Linked DNA regions of Homo sapiens: region 1 is linked to region 2. A link is an interaction called in ENCODE POLR2A ChIA-PET data of the cell type or tissue named here. Cell type or tissue: B cell. All regions are shown on one strand.

Region 1 (8,000 bases), 200 kb after region 2:
GTCTCATACCTGTAATCCCAGCATGTTGGGAGGCCGAGGTGGGTGGATCACGAGGTCAGGAGTTCTAGACCATACTGGCCAACATGGTGAAACCCTGTCTCTACTAAAAATACAAAAATTAGCCAGGTGTGGTGGCGGGCGCCTGTAATCCCATCTACTCAGAAGGCTGAGGCACGAGCATCGCTTGAATCTGGGAGGTGGATGTTGCCATGAACCAAGATCGTGCCACTGCACTCAGCCTGGGTGACAGAGGAAGACTCCGTCTCAAAAAATAATAATAACAACATTTTCTTACAGCTTTTGCTTGGAATTTTCTAGCTGCTGTTTGATTTATTGTGATTTGAATGATTATGTTGGAAATATTTAATTTTATCTTCTATCTTCACAGTCCATATTTGCTCCATTTCTTACTTTACAACTTGCGTACATGGGATTATACAAATATTTTCCCAAGGTAAATTAATTTTTTTTCTAAATTTCGATGATGTGTTTGGATTGATTTATGACTAGCTAATTGAAGGAACTTAAAAATGTTAGTCCTGCTTACGGTCTGAATCAGTGCTACTCAAAGTGTGGTTTGCCCACTTATCTCCAAACTATGTGTTTGTGTTTGTTATACATTAAGTTCAAAAAATGAGTAATTGGCCGGGCGCAGTGGCTCACGCCTGTAATCCCCACACTCTAAGAGGCTGAGGTGGGTGGATCACCTGAGGTCAGGAGTTCAAGACCAGCCTGGCCAACATGGTGCAACCCCATCTCTGCTAAAAATACAAAAATTAGCCAGGTATGGTGACGCACACCTGTAATTCCAGCTACTCAGGAGGCTGAGGCAGGAGAGTTGCTCCAACCCAGGAGGCAGAGGTTGCAGTGAGCCAAGATTGCGCCACTGCACTGCTCCAGTCTGGGTGACAGAGTGAGACTCTGTCTCCAAAAAAAAAAAAAAAAAAAGAGTAATTAGAAACTTTTATAGCAATTTGACATTGCCATAACATTGTTATTCTGTTTTACAAAAATACTGTGGATTGAGGTCCTTCATGAAAAAGTGTGAATAGTACTTGTTTAAGCAAAGTATTAAATTTAATTAGTAAATTTAGTAATTCATTTTGTCTATAATAAAGGAAATTAATTAAAAAATGGATTTGATTATCTCATTGTACTTCATATTGGACACTTAATAGCAGTGCACTTTATCTTCAGTGTTGAGGGCCTGATATTTGCAATAAATATTTGGCCAATATTACAGAACAGAATGATGTTGAGAGTCAATGTTTACCTGGCCTACTTGACTACAGATATATACAGTTTTATGAGGCTTGGCTTGCCTGACATAGACGATAGCCTAACTAGTGTGATCGAATTTTGTGGGAGCTTTTTGCTGAAAAAATTGCTACTTGGCTGTCTGCGTGTTATATTTAATGGGCTGACAGACCTGTGTATGATTTTAATGGATTTGAAGCATTTGTATTTTTGAAGGGTCAAATAGGTCAAATATAAGAAGTAAAAGAGTAAATAACATTGTAATTTTAATTAAGCATTTGTTTAGAAATTCACCTTTGAGGCGGGGCGCGGTGGCTCACGCCTGTAATCCCAGCACTTAGGGAGGCTGAGGCAGGTGGATCACGAGGTCAAGAGATCGAGAGCATCCTGGCTGACAGGGTGAAATCCCATCTCTACTAAAAATACAAAAGTTAGCCGGGCGTGGTGGCAGGCACCTGTAGTCCCAGCTACTCGGGAGGCTGAGGCAGGAGAATGGCGTGAACCTGGGAGGCGGAGCTTGCAGTGAGCCGAGATTGCGCCACTGTACTCCAGCAGCCTGGGCGACAGAGCGAGACTCCTCAAAAAAAAAAAAAAAAGAAAGAAATTCACCTTTGAGGCTGGGCGCCGTGGCTCACGCCCTAATCCCAGCACTTTCGGAGGCTGAGGGGGGTGGATCACCTGAGGTCAGGAGCTCGAGACTGGCCTGGCCAACATGGCGAAACCCCATCTCTACTAAAAATATAAAAATTACCCAGGCATGGTTGCGGGTGCCTGTAATCCCAGCTACTTGGGAGGCTGAGGCAGGGAGAATCACTTGAAACTGGGAGGTGGAGGTTGCAGTGAGCCCAGACTGTGCCATTGCACTCCAGCCTGGGCAACAGAGCGAGACTGTCTCAAAAAAAAAAAAAGAAAATCACCTTTGAAACATTGATTGTAGTTTTGCAGTAGCAAAGTTTGGAACCTAAATGTCCACTGAGTGACTACATTAAAAAAAAAAAATTGGCCAGGCACGGTGGCTCATGCCTGTAATCCCAGCACTTTGGGAGGCCGAGGCGGGCGGATCAGCTGAGGTCGGGATTTCGAGACCAGCCTGACCAACATGGAGAAACCCCGTCTCTACTACAAATTCAAAATTAGCCAGGCATGGTGGCGCATGCCTGTAATCCCAGCTACTCAGGAGGCTGAGGCAGGGGAATCACTTGAACCCAGGAGGTGGAGGTTGTGGTGAGCCGAGATCGCACCATTGCACTTCAGCCTGGGCAACAAAGCAAAACTCCATCTCAAAAAAAAAAAAAAAAAAAAATTATAACGTATCTATTCAGAATGAAGATGCTCTCAATGTACTGACAATGGTAAGCTCTCCAAGAAATATTAAGAGAAAAAAAAACAAAATTCAGAATAGAATCTATAGAATCTATACTAATTTCTTTTTGAAAAGAAAAAATAATGTATTATTTGATTTTGCTTATATATGCATAAACAAACTGAAAGACTATACATGAAATTATTAACAATACTTATGTGTGTGATAGAGATGTATATATGGGTACTATGTAAATGGAAGAGAGAAAAGGGAGACTTTATATATTCTCCCAACAAAACAGCATTTTGTTATAGCAGGGTTTTTTTTGCTTGTTTGTTTTTGAGACAGAGTATCACTCTGTCGCCCAGGCTGAAGTGCAGTGGCACGATCTCAGCTCACTGCAGCCTCCGCCTCCTGTGTTCATTCTCCTGCCTCAGCCTGCCAAGTAGCTGTGACTACAGGTGTGAGTGACCACACCCACTTAATTTTTGTATTTTTAGTAGAGACGAGGTGTCACCGTGTTGGTCAGTCTGGTCTGGAACTCCCAGCCTCAGGTGATCTGCCCACCTGGGCCTTCCAAAGTGCTGGGATTACAGGTGTGAGCCACTGCACCTGGCCTGTTATAGCAGTTTTTAAACACAAAAGTTGGCCAGGCGTGGTGCCTCACGCCTGTAATCCCAGCACTTTGGAAGGCCATGGTGGGCAGATCACCTGAGGCTGGGAGTTCTTGACCAACCTGGCCAACATGGTGAAACGCTATGTCTGCTGAAAATACAAAAATTAGCTTGGCATGGTGGGTACAGACCTGTAATCCCAGCTACTCAGTGTCTGAGGCAGGAGAATTGCTGACCCGGTGGCAGAGGTTTACAGTGAGCCAAGACAGCGCCACTGCACTCCAGCCTGGGCGACAGAGCAAGACTCCATCTCAAAAATAAATAAACACAAAAGTTGAAAGAATTGTGCCGTGAACACCCATTTATATAATACCAACGACCTAGATTCTACAATTAACATCTTATTATATTATGTATCTATCAGGTTTTCTTTTATTTTTCAAACCCAAGATAATCTCTGTAAAGTTTTTCCATCAAATTTTTCTTGATGCATTTCAAAGTATGTTGTAGGTGTACACATCGGTATACCTCACCCCTCTTACATAACACTGACTTACAATTTACTGTTTTAAGGTTCTTTAGGTAATTTTTTTTTTTTGAGACGAGGCTTGCTCTGTCACCCAGGCTGGAGTGCCATCTCGGCTCACTGCAAGCTCCGCCTTCCGGGTTCACACCATTCTCCTACCTCAGCTTCCCAAGTAGCTGGGACTACAGGCGCCCGCCATCACGGCCGGCTAATTTTTTTTTGTATTTTTAGTAGAGACGGGGTTTCACCGTGTTAGCCAGGATGGTCTCGATCTCCTGACCTCATGATCCGCCTGCCTCGGCCCCCCAAAGTGCTGGGATTACAGGCATGAGCCACCATGCTCGGCATTTTTTTTTTTTTTTGAGACGGAGTCTCGCTCTGTCACCAGGCAGGAGTGCAGTGGCACAATCTTGGCTCACTGCAACCTCCACCTCCCAGGTTCAAGCGATTCTTCCACCTCAGCCTCCCGAATAGCGGGGACTACAGGCACACGCCACCAAGCCCAGCTAATTTTTGTAATTTTAGTAGAGACGGGGTTTCACCATGCTGACCAGGATGGTCTCTTTCTTTTTTTTTTTTTTTGAGATGGAGTCTTGCTCTTTCGCCAGGCTGGAGTGCAGTGGCGAGATCTCAGCTCACCACAACCTCCGCCTCCCAGGTTCAAGCGATTCCCCTGCCTCAGCCTCCCAAGTAGCTGGGATTACAGGCATGTGCCACCACACCTGGCTAATTTTTTTTGTATTTCAGTAGAGACGGGGTTTCACCATGTTGGCCAAGACAGCCTTGATCTCCTGACCTGATTATCTGCCCACCTCGGCCTCCTAAAGTGCTAGAATTAGCTGGTCTCTGGTCTCTATCTCTTGACCTTGTGATTCGCCCACCTCCGCTTCCCAAAGTGCTGGGATTACAGGTGTGAGCCACCGCACCTGGCTTTTAGGTAAAATTTTAAGGTAAAATTAGTTCTGAGGCCGGGTGCAGTGGTTCACACCTGTAATCCCAGCACTTTGGGAGGCCGAGATGGGCGGATCACCTGAAGTCAGGAGTTCAAGACCAGTGTGGCCAACATGGTGAAACCCCATCTCTACAAAAATTTGCCGGGCATGATGGTGGGTACCTATAATCCCAGCTACCGGGGAGGCTGAGGTGGGAGAATCGCTTGAACCCAGAAGGCGGAGGTTGCAGTGGGCCGAGATCCTGCCATTGCACTCCAGCCTGGTCGACAGAGCAAGACTACGTCTCAAACAAAAAAAATTAGTTCTAATATGAAGAGTAGGGTACCAGCGTAATTAATTGATTGCTTGAAATGCTTGTCTTAATTGTACCATTTAATACGTTTGTTATCCTATGAAACCCATACCTCTTTCAAGGTTTATAACTTCACTGTCACCCCAGGAGTTTCTTTCATGCTCCTTTCCAGGCAGTCCCAGTCCCTATACCCCAAAGAACTTTTTCCCACGATAGATTAGTTGTGTCTGGCATAGTAATCCATGTAAGTGGGATCATTCTTGATTTTACTTTTTTGTGCAAGCCTTCTTTATTCCGCATGATATTTTTGAGATTTATCCATGTTGTTGGATAAATCAGTAGTTAATTCCTTTTTTTTTCTTGGCTCAGTAATACTACATTGTATGACTATATCCATTTATCTAGTCTCCTATAGATGGACATCCTGGTTGTTTTCAGTTTTGGGGTTATTATGACTAAAACTAAGAGCTTTCTTGTATGAGGCTTTTTGTGAGCATAAGCTTTCATTTCTTTTAGGTAACTATAGGGTTTTTTTTTTTTTTCAGATGGAGCTTTGCTCTGTCACCCAGGCTGGAGTGCAGTGGCACGATCTCGGCTCACTGCAGCCTCTGCCTCCCAGATTCAAGCAATTCTCCTGCCTCAGGCTCCCAAGTAGCTTGGATTACAGGCATGTGCCACCACGCCTGGCTAATTTTTTTGTATTTTTAGTAGAGACGAGGTTTCACCATATTGGCCAGGCTGGTCTCGAACTCCTGACCTTGTGATCCACCCACCTCGACCTCCCAAAGTGCTGGGATTACAGGCATGAGCCGCTGCACCCGGCCAACTATAGGTTTTTATATTTAAAAATATTTTAAACCGTATGATTGGATTTTGTGATAATAAAGAAAAATTCAGCTTTTAATCTCTTAAAAAAATGAGACTAGAAAATTAATAAGTAAATGTTCTCTCTTCCACCAGAAGTATACTGAATTGTTCAGTGATACCCTATTGGATGTGTAATCAAGTGTGGATTCCTTTGCATAACAATTAGGGCCCTACATTCCTATAAGTCTGTGACAAATTACTCATTGTTCTCCAAGCATTCTTCTGCCTCTAACTTGTCCTGAGACTTAACGCTTCAAAAAACTTTCACTTCTGCCAGTCTAAATCCTGCTCTTCTTTGAAGGTCTGTTTTTAGTTGTTGTTTTTGGAGACGGGGGTCTCACTTTGTCATGTGGGCTGGAGTGCGGTGGTGCAGTCTCAGTTCAGTGCAGCCTCAACCTCTTAAGAGATCCTCCCACCTCAGCCTCCTGAGTAGATGGGACTACAGGCTCATGCTCAGCTAATTTTTGTATTTGTTGTAGAGACAGAGTCTCCCTATGTTGCCCAGAGTGGTCTTAAACTCCTAGGCTCAAGCCATCACCCAGCCTCGGCATCCCAAAGTGCTGGGATTAGAGGCATGAGCCACTGCACTTGGCCTGAAGGCCTGTTTTTAATTTTACTTCCTCTGAAGTCCTCCTTGTGCTTTATTTACATAAAACACTGGAGTAATTTATATCTCCTGTGAGCTCCTATGTCACACATTATCCATGTCAGTCATTTAGCAGTTATTTATGTCCTGTCTAGTAATATTTTTCTTGTTTTTATATTGTACTGTTGTATATATCATAAATTGTTATTTATGTCATACTTCCAAGATAACACTTTTTAAAAACTTCTAATAACAAGACTGGGCCAGGTGCAGTGGCTCACACCTGTAATCCTGACACTTTGGGAGGCTGAGGCGGGCAGATCACGAGATCAGGAGTTTGAGACCAGCCTGACCAACATGGTGAAATCCTGTCTCTACTAAAAATACAAAAATTAGCCGGGCATGGTGGCAAGCACCTGTAATCCCGGCTACTCAGGAGGCTGAGGCAGGAGAATCGCTTGAACCCGGGAGGCAGAGGTTGCAGTGAGCCGAGATCGTGCCATTGCACTCCAACCTGGGCAACAGAGCGAGACTCCATCTCAAAAAAAAAAAAAGCAAGACTGATGTCTGCTATTGCCTAGCAGATTGATGAGTTACATATTATATGCTCAGTAAATGTTGGTATCTTACTGATTGTTTTGAAACATCATTAACAGTTTTTAAATCATTTCGGTTAAAAACAGCAGTACTGATCATGTTTGTATAGAGCTTAATGTAGCCTGCTGAAACTTTGAAGATTAATTTGAGTCTTTCTCTACACAGAGTGAAAAGAAGATAAAGACAACAGTACTAACAGCTGCACTTCTATTGTCGGGAATTCCTGCCGAAGTGATAAATCGATCAATGGATACCTATAGCAAAATGGGCGAAGTCTTCACAGATCTCTGTGTCTACTTTTTCACTTTTATCTTTTGTCATGAACTGCTTGATTATTGGGGCTCTGAAGTACCATGAAGCCTGTAGAACTGAGAAGGAGAAGCTTACAAAAAAAAAAAAATCCTCTTCTATATTGCAGTGTCTCTAAAGGAGGCAAATTGGTTTACACCTTCATGTAATTCTTTTACTTTAGGGGTTGTAAAGCTACTTTATTAGATATAGAATGGCAGATTCTCTGATTTAAAAGGGCTGAGTTTGTATTATTACTGATATGAAGAATAGAGTACCAATGTCATTAATTGATTTTTCTTGTTAATCAGAATTCCTATTCTGTACCTTTCCTCTAACTTCTCAGATTTGTAATTCTTCTTTTGGGAGCTGAGCTAGTGCTTTTAGGAGAACAGATAAATGTGGTCTCAGCCAGCCCTAGAGACTGCTTCTTGTGTTTGTGTCATTCTGTCCTGAGAAATGAAGTCATCTGAAAAATAAAATGAAAGAAACTGAATTGTCTAATGTTAACTCTGCACATTGTAACTTTTCTTGTTGAGTTAGTATCTTAATTTTTACTCCAGCACAAGTATTTAATCAAAGAAAAGATTCATACATGTGAAATTGGAAGGTATTTATAAAATTTTTATTGCTGTATACCAAACTCAGAATTGGAACTTTTTACATTTGAGTTTCACTTTTTAGAAGTATGTTTTAAGCAAGCAAAAACAAAATGGG
Region 2 (8,000 bases):
CTCTAAGTGACAAGGTTGAGCCGTGGCCGGCATAAATTCCAACTTATCTTGGGGCAGAGAGGAAACCATCAATGAACGCTTCCAAGTTATTTGGCTCATGAGAGGGCAGAGATGAAAGCGAGGATTTGGCGGCAGAGAATGTTTGCACTAAATCTCACGGACTGCTCTCTTCTCTTTCTGTGAATGGCTTGGGCGGGGCCTTTATGGTCTGCTGAGCCTGGGCCTTGGATACCCTGGTGAAAGGGGTTCTGGGAGCCCCATCTACTCAATCCCCTGGAGTATGAAGCCTATGGGGTGGCTGTCAGGCTGGTCATGTGGTTTGCTTAGTGTGGCAGGAGTCCCCAGTGGGAACACTTACGGAGTGATGTGTGTGCTGTGGAAAGCCCCTCCTTGGTGGCTGCAGAGCCATGGAACTCGTGGTTCACTTGTCTCCTCATCTCTAAATGTGGGCAATGATGGGGTGGGGGACACAGTGAATCCAACAGCTATGAAAGGGCTGGGGTTGGGTTTGGGTGGGATAGGCAGGGATGCCCTTTGATGACCTCTCAGGGGCTGCCCTTTCCCAGTGCACCCTAAGGGCGCAAGCCAAGGGGCACTCTACAGCAAGTGAGGTGCCTCAGGGCTGAAGAAAGCACTTGACCAGGAGTCAGGACCCTGGACAGGGCTAAGGCCTGGAGGCCCAGCTTCCCATCTGGCCCTTGCCCAATGGCTGGCCCTTCCCTCAGCCAGAGTGAAGGGGGAGTGAGTGCGGGCCTCCGAGCTGAGAGCTGAAGGCATGGGCCCTGGGATTCTTGGGAGGCTGGGCTAGGATTTTTGGTGGAAGTGCGCAAAGCCTGAAGTCTGCCCTGGGAGCTCCTTAAGGCAGTAGAAGGAAAAGGTGGAGCTGCCCCTGAGAACTCAGCCTGCTGTCTTCTGCTGCCTATGGCATCCCAACAGAGCTATCTATCTTTTGGCCCTGAAGTCCTGAGCCTGGCCTAGGGAGCTAGTATAATAATTTACACAATGAGTTTCTGGCCTTGCCTGGCTCACTAAATGGTGTAGCCATTGTTAGTGCTTAACCCTTTGTGGAACACATCTCTGAGAATCTAATGGAATTTACAGAGCAGAGATTATTGTTTTAATACCACCCCACCCCAGGTATTCTGACTTACATGGTCTGGAGTAGCACCCTAGGTACCTATACCTTTTTTTTTTTTTTTTTTTTTTTGAGATGGAGTTTTGCTTTTGTTGCCCAGGCTGTAGTGCAATGGTACGATCTCAGCTCACTGCAACCTCTGCCTCCTGGGTTCAAGTGATTCTCCTGCCTCAGCCTCTAGAGTAGCTGGGATTACAGGCATGTGCCACCACGTCCAGCTAATTTTTGTATTTTTAGTAGAGACAGGGTTTCTCCACGTTGGTCAGGGTGGTCTCGAACTCCCAACCTCAGGTGATCCGCCTGCCTCGGCCCCCCAGAGTGCTGGGATTACAAGCGTGAGCCACCATGCCTGGCCTTTTTTTTTGAGATGGAGTCTCACTTGGTTCCCCAGGCTGGAGTGCAGTGGTGTGATCTCAGCTCATTGCAACCTCCACCTCCTGGGTTGAAGAGATTCTCTTGCCTCAGCCTCCCGAATAGCTGGGACTACCGGCACTTGCCACCATGCCGGGCTAATTTTTGTATTTTTAGTAGAGACGGGGTTTAGCCATGTTGGCCAGGCTGGTCTCAAACTCCTGACCTCAAGTGATCTGCCTGCCTCAGGAAGTGCTGGGATTACAGGCATGAGCCACCGCACCTGGCCAGTACCTGTACTCTTTTTTTTTTTTTGAGACGGAGTCTCACCCTGTCGCCCAGGTTGGAGTGGAGTGGTGTGATCTCGGCTCACTGCAACCTCCATCTCCTGGGTTTAGGCAATTCCCCTGCCTCAGCCTCCCAAGTAGCTAGGATTACAGGTGCACGCCACCATGCCTGGCTGATTTTTGTATTTTTAGTAGAGACAGGGTTTCACCATGTTGGTCAGGCTTGTCTTGACCTGCCCTCGTGATCCGCCCACCTCGGCCTCCCAAAGTGCTGGGATTACAGGCGTGAGCCACTGTGCCCCCTAGTACCTGTACTTTTTTAACAAGACCTGCTATTGGGATCCAGGGTTAAGAACAACTGCCATAGGCCCGGTGCGGTGGCTCATGCCTGTAATCCCAGCACTTTGGGAGGCCAAGGCAGGCAGATCACTCTAGGTCAGGAGTTCAAGACCAGCCTGGCCAACATGGTGAAACCCTGTCTCTACTAAAAAAAATTTTAAAAATTAGCTGGTCATGGTGATGCACACCTGTAATCCCAGCTACTCAGGAGGTTGAGGCAGGAGGATCACTTGAGCCCAGGAGGCGGAGGTTGCAGTGAGCCGAGATTGCACCACTGCACTCCAGCCTGAGCTACAAAGCAAGACTCTGTCTCAAAAACAAAAAAAAGCAAAAAAAGCAAAAAGACAACTGCCATAGACTTTTCCCTTCCCTTTGCCTAAAACAGGAGTTCCTGGCTTGGTTGTTCCCTGGAAGCTTCTTTGAGTATTTTTGAGGGGGTGGGGAGTGGAAGCTGTGGCTAGGTTGAAGGAGAGGGAGGGAGGCTCTCCAGCCTGGTTCAAAGATCTAAGCAACGTCAGGGAGTGTGGGTGGGGGCAGTCCACCACTCCATGTCCTTCCCACAGGGGCTGGGGAATTAACAAATTTTTGCCCCACCCCGGACTTGCCGGAGGTGTGAAGGACAGTTCTGGGAGAGACCTGGAGGCCAGCCGCATGTTTTGGAGGGCTACTGTTTGAGGTAGTGTCCTCCTCTGGCCTGGGCAGAGACACAGGCGGAAGGGCAGGCCAAGCGGTGGGGGTTTCCCCAAGCAGGCTGTCTTGAGGTAGAAAGCTGCATTTTCAGGAAGTCAGAGTCCCCAGAAGTCAGCCAGTGGGCAGAGGCCTGGGTCTCTGGACCGGGAGCTGCTGATGCTGATCAAAATCAGCAAGTGCTTAAGAGTACCTAGTGGGCCTAGCTCAGTGCTGGGGACAGAAAGCACAGGCCCTGTCCCTGGGGAGCTTGTCCTTTGTCAGCAGGATGCAGGTGCTACACAGGAAGGTGTCTGTTATGGGAGGTGCAGCCTGGCTTTGCCAAAACACCCAGGCTTTGCCCGAGGACATCTGTGACCCCAGGCGAGTGAGCCTCAGAGCCCTTATCATAGAGTTCTGCCCTGGGTCCTCCCAGGGAGTTGATGATCTGTAGATGTGACTCCTTCCCGAGACTCATGGAGCCCTGGGGGGTGAAGGGAACCCCAGAGGTGAGTGGGGCAGGAGGTGGGGAGTGTCGGGTAAAGCAGGCCACCCTGAGCTGGAAGCCTGGATGGTGGGAGTGGGGATTCAGCTGTCAGCTCCTCTATAGGCTGTGGTGACAAATTAGTACATCCCTAGTTGCATGTACCACTGAGGCCCTTCACCAATGTGTAGCACTTAGTCCCTGGGGAAGGGGCCTGAGAGAAGCCTCTGCTGCCAGCAAGAGGGTGTCCCCCAGACCCAGTGTCCTTGAAAGTCCCTCTATATGGAGTGCCACCCCCCACTCCCCCAAAAAACACAGCGAGTGGAGATGCAGCTTCTTAGCTCAACCCATGCTTTTAAAAATGGAATCCTCCTTCTACCCTGGGTGAAGGGTAAAGACAGGGGTGGCCAGATTGTGTTGGGGCTCCAAACCACAGGATAAATAAGATGCCTTCTGAGGAGCAGAGGTGTTATCCAGATGTTTGAAATGCCATTTTATAGTAGAACAATGAAGGCGTATGGTACAGTAAAATGCAAAATGCCCATAATTTGATAGATAAAACAGGAGAATCCAAAAAAAGGTTTTGTGCTTGCCCTTGTGGTTTTGAGCCAAGTTTCCAGCCCACCAGCAGTTCCTTTGCTACCCTGTGAGGCAGGCGGGTTGGGGCGAGCCCTTCCGCTAGGCTAAGTGCCTGCTTTCTGAGACTCACACTGCCTTTCTCTGGGGTGGGGGGCAGGATCCACTTCTATAGTTGGAAACGTTGCTGCTCCGCCAGCTGGAAGGGCCTCCTGGCCTCTGGGACTTGTCTTGCAAAAGAAATGTGTGTAATAAATTCTCTTTAAGAGCAGGAAGTGCTGTTATCCTCATGAAAATAAAAGAAAGAGACGTTGAGTGGGGTTTTTTTTTTTTTAAGTGTCTTACGAACTTAGCCTAGTGGTAGCTTGCAACACAACTGGGCAGGGGGTAGCTATTCTCATAGCCCTTCTTTCGTGTTTTATACTGAATTTTAACTGCATAAGTTTGCTCTTGGCTGGGAAACTCTTTATCAGGTTCCGGCCCAGAAAAGATTTTTTAAAAGAAGAGCCCTCTGTGTCTTGCAAGCAGTATTGCTGTGGTTAAAGGACAGTGGGGACCTCACACAAGTGGTTTCACCTTTCTGAATCTCAGTCTCCACATCTGTAAAATGGGGGTAATATGAATTAGGAGCCACGATATATGTAAAACTTTAACATAATACCTGACATGCCTTAACAGGGCAATTACCTTTCTCTGTTAGCTGTCATTTCTAATGAGATGAGGTGCTCAGAAAACAATTGTGATGAGGTTGGCTCTTTAAGTACAGACCTTCAAACTTTCCTTGAGGGGTGAGGAAGAAGGCACCACTTCCAGCTCTACGTTGGGACTTTTGGTGTAGACAGATGTCCAGGAGAGATTGTCCTGGCCAAAGCCATTTTAATTGGCTTTGGGACAGTGACCAAGACCAGTTTCTCAGTTTCACCTGGAAGAATCCTGCCAGCCTCCTGCCTCTTCTCTCCCTGCTAAGACAGGGCAGGAAAGTTTAGTCATACTTCATACAAATCCTGGGATTCATTCATTCATTCATTCACTGACTCTTTACACAAGCATTTCGTTTTTTGTTTTTTTGTTTGTTTGTTTGTTTGTTTGTTTGTTTTGAGACAGGGTCTCCCTCTGTCACCCAGGCTGGAGTGCAGTGGCATGATCTCAGCTCACTGCAGCCTCTACCTCCTGGGCTCAGGCAGTCCTCCCGCTTGAGCCCCCCAGGTAGTTGGGACTACAGGCAAGCCACCATAACTGGCTAATTTTTGTTCCACAAGCATTTCTTGAGTACCTGCTGTGTGTCAAACACTGTGCCAAAAGCAGGCACAGTGATAAACAGGACATATGCAGTCCCTGTCTTCTTGCAGCTTGACTATTAGAAGAGATGGACATTAAAAATATAATTGCACAAATAGGCTGGGCGTGGTGGCTCACACCTGTAATCCCAGCACTTTGGGAGGCTGAGGTGGGTGGATCACTTGAGGTCAGGAGTTCGATACCAGCCTGGCCAAGATGGTGAAATCCTGTCTCTACTAAAAACATAAAAATTAGCTGGGCGCGGTGGCCGGTGCCTGTAATCCCAGCTACTCAGGAGGCTGAGGCAGGAGAATCGCTGGAACCTGGGAGGCGGAGGTTGCAGTGAGCCGAGATCACACCACTGCACTCCAGCCTGGGTGACAGAACGAGACACCGTCTCAAAAAAAAAAAAATGTGTATATATAATTACACAAGTAATTATATTTTGTAGTGTGGTAACTGCTGGAGCTTTTCTCTTAAGTAACTAAATTTCCTCTTGGTGCCTCTTAGTTTGAAATACTCTGTGATACAGTAGTTCACCCCTTGAGAAAAGGAAGCAGAGAACCAAAGTCCCAGGATGAAGTGTTCAAATCTTAGCTACAAATCTTGAGATTGTATATTAAACCTTGTAGCCTGGTGTCTACTGGCCATGTGGTTAGTGCACAGTGAAAGTTGCCTTTTGTCACTATCTTTATTTGCTCTTGGAGGTCACTCATGCTCTGCTTTCTTGCAGAGTTCTTCCTAGGGAAATAGGTACAGAAAGCTAGACTTTTGAATGGTTGTGATCTGCAGTCTCAGAAAAAGACGTGAAGGCAAGGCCATGTGATGTGTTTCTGGAGAAGCGTCCCTACATCTGGGCAGAGCAGACTCTTTAGCCCCCTCCAGGGCTGCATTGGCACCCCTAGCACTCAGATTGGTGATTCAATTAGAGTTTGAAGCCTTTAAACATTTCTTCATACTGTTTGAAGAAGCTACAATTAACATCTCCTAAGCAGCTCAGCAGAACTTGGTTGCTAGGCAGCAGACCTTTAAAGACAATTTGTCAATTTCTGCCAAAAGAGAGAAAAATAGTAAACATTCACATTCTAAGAAAATTGCTTGTTTTCCAGCTTCCAACTTTCTTGCCACAGCAAGGCTTCTCGTTCATCAGTGTCCATTTTATTCTTTATTTAGTTTTCATAAATCATTCAAAGGAGTTTTAGGAGAACATTTAAGCCTTTTCCAAGCCTGCCTCCTGGAAATTCAACACAAAATGATGTTTAGGTTACAATTGGCTGCCATATTTGTGGGCAGTTTTTATATAAATGCACAGAGGCTCTTTTGGAAGGCATGGAGTACCCAGCTGTAGTCTTGGACAGCAACCAAAGAAGGAGGTGGCTGGCCCATGGAAGGATCTTGAGTCATTCAAGATTTCTCAGCACCTAGCATGTGCCAGACCCTGCTTGCACTGCTGGGCTCCAGCCCTGCGGCTCAGCCAGACCTCATTGAGCTCCCCTTCTAGTGGGGAAGACATGGCAAAAAACCAGGAGATTCTAACACAGGGGCCGTAGAACTTCAGACAAAGCCCAAAACCCAGCCTAGGATTGGGGAAGCCTTCCTAGAGCAGATGTGGGCTGGACTGAGACCTTAAGGATGAAGTGTGCCAGCTTTACTCTGGCAAGGGAGTAGTGTCCCAGGCAGCGTTCTCCCGTGTGCAAAGGGTTAAATGTGCTTGGGAGACTGCAAGTGCATCCGTGTGGTCACAGGGCCTCATTGGCTCTGCAGTTCAGTGTGGGCACAGTGGGAGGACAGTGGAGAGCGACTGGAGGCCTCGGAACTTGCAAAGACCACAGTCGGATTTGCATATTTCAACCCTTGGAGAAGTCACCTGATTTGGCATCAAGTTAACTCAAGGGCATTAGGCAGTGAGCACATGGCCAAAAGGGGCAGGAGTTGTGTTGGCCTGGGTTCATTTGCCACTTCCAGCACGCACACCTTGGGTGGGTGATTTAATTAACCCGAGTCCCAGGTTTCTCAACTGTAAAATAGGGATGATGGTAGTACTTACCTCACAGAGTGGGTGGAGGGGCTAATAATAGATTAATTCAGGAACAGCGTTTACACTGTCACTCTGCACACAGTCTCTGCAAGCATGGGCTGACACCATTAAGACAGTGCTGCCCTCCCTGTGCGTCCATGATTCCTGCCTGCTAGAGCCCGTAGTGTCCAGTCTGCCACCTGCTCCCTGCATGACCCAGGATGAAACGTGGAACTCTCTTGGAACGAGACTCTTTTGTCTTCCCACAATCTCCCTAACTGTAGTGGGAAGGGACTCTGAAGTTGACCCTGGGAGCCCTTCCTGCCCTGAGTTCTCAGTGCCAGGCCTGGTTCTGGGTCTGGACCACATCTTACCAGCTGGTGTGGTGGGACACTCTGGTCTCACCCACTCCAGCCTGGGCTGAATGCTGGTCCTTGAGCTTAAAGCCCAGCAGAACAAAGGCTGCCTGTTGCTCAGAGGCGCTTGTTCAGGTCCATGTGTTTGGGGATTTTGGCCACTGGGTATATCCATGAGGTATCTCATCCTGCTTATGGGGGTTCAGAAAGCACTGCCAGGAGCCAGCTAGGGGCCTCAGATTCATCAGAAAATTCCCCAGAGAGGCCCTCGTATGCAGTGCCAGGCACTGAGAATATAGCCGACAGCAGGACAAGGCATGGCAGGGGAGATGACAAGAAACCAGCAATGTGAGTCGACCAGGTACTTTTCAGGAGTGTAAGTGCTGGAAAGAAAATGAGGCAGGGGTGAGATGGAAAGTGGCTCAGTCAGGCAGTTGGCACTCCCTCAGTTGGTGATCAGGAAGGAATCCCTGAGGAGGCGACAGTTAAGTTACAGCCCAGGGCCGGGCGC

What was found. Peaks named below come from ENCODE experiments on the same cell type or tissue, not always from the same donor. Only the 100,000 strongest peaks of a DNase experiment are listed, where the experiment ranks them.
Region 1: POLR2A ChIA-PET joins it to region 2 with 13 read pairs; 3 of 35 experiments call an interaction of 5 or more read pairs at or near these places.

Annotation. Positions count from the first base shown.
Region 1 is chr5:134,743,599-134,751,598 of GRCh38, forward strand. CAMLG (calcium modulating ligand) reads left to right here. Exons shown (of 4, transcript NM_001745.4): 3 at 389-454; 4 at 7,161-8,000. The coding sequence ends at 7,352. Among named protein-coding and RNA genes, the nearest start is that of CAMLG, 9.1 kb to the left of the region's middle. In B cell, no CTCF peak of the experiment used is centred here; no DNase peak of the experiment used is centred here; H3K27ac peaks cover 442 bases.
Region 2 is chr5:134,541,252-134,549,251 of GRCh38, forward strand. The region is part of intron 3 of JADE2 (jade family PHD finger 2); the gene reads left to right. Among named protein-coding and RNA genes, the nearest start is that of JADE2, 20 kb to the left of the region's middle. RefSeq lists enhancers at 1-353, 2,350-2,449, 2,550-2,779, 2,880-3,149, 3,210-3,309 and 2 more. In B cell, no CTCF peak of the experiment used is centred here; DNase peaks (open chromatin) are centred at 300, 3,020, 4,000 and 6,951; H3K4me3 peaks cover 2,060 bases; H3K27ac peaks cover 7,372 bases.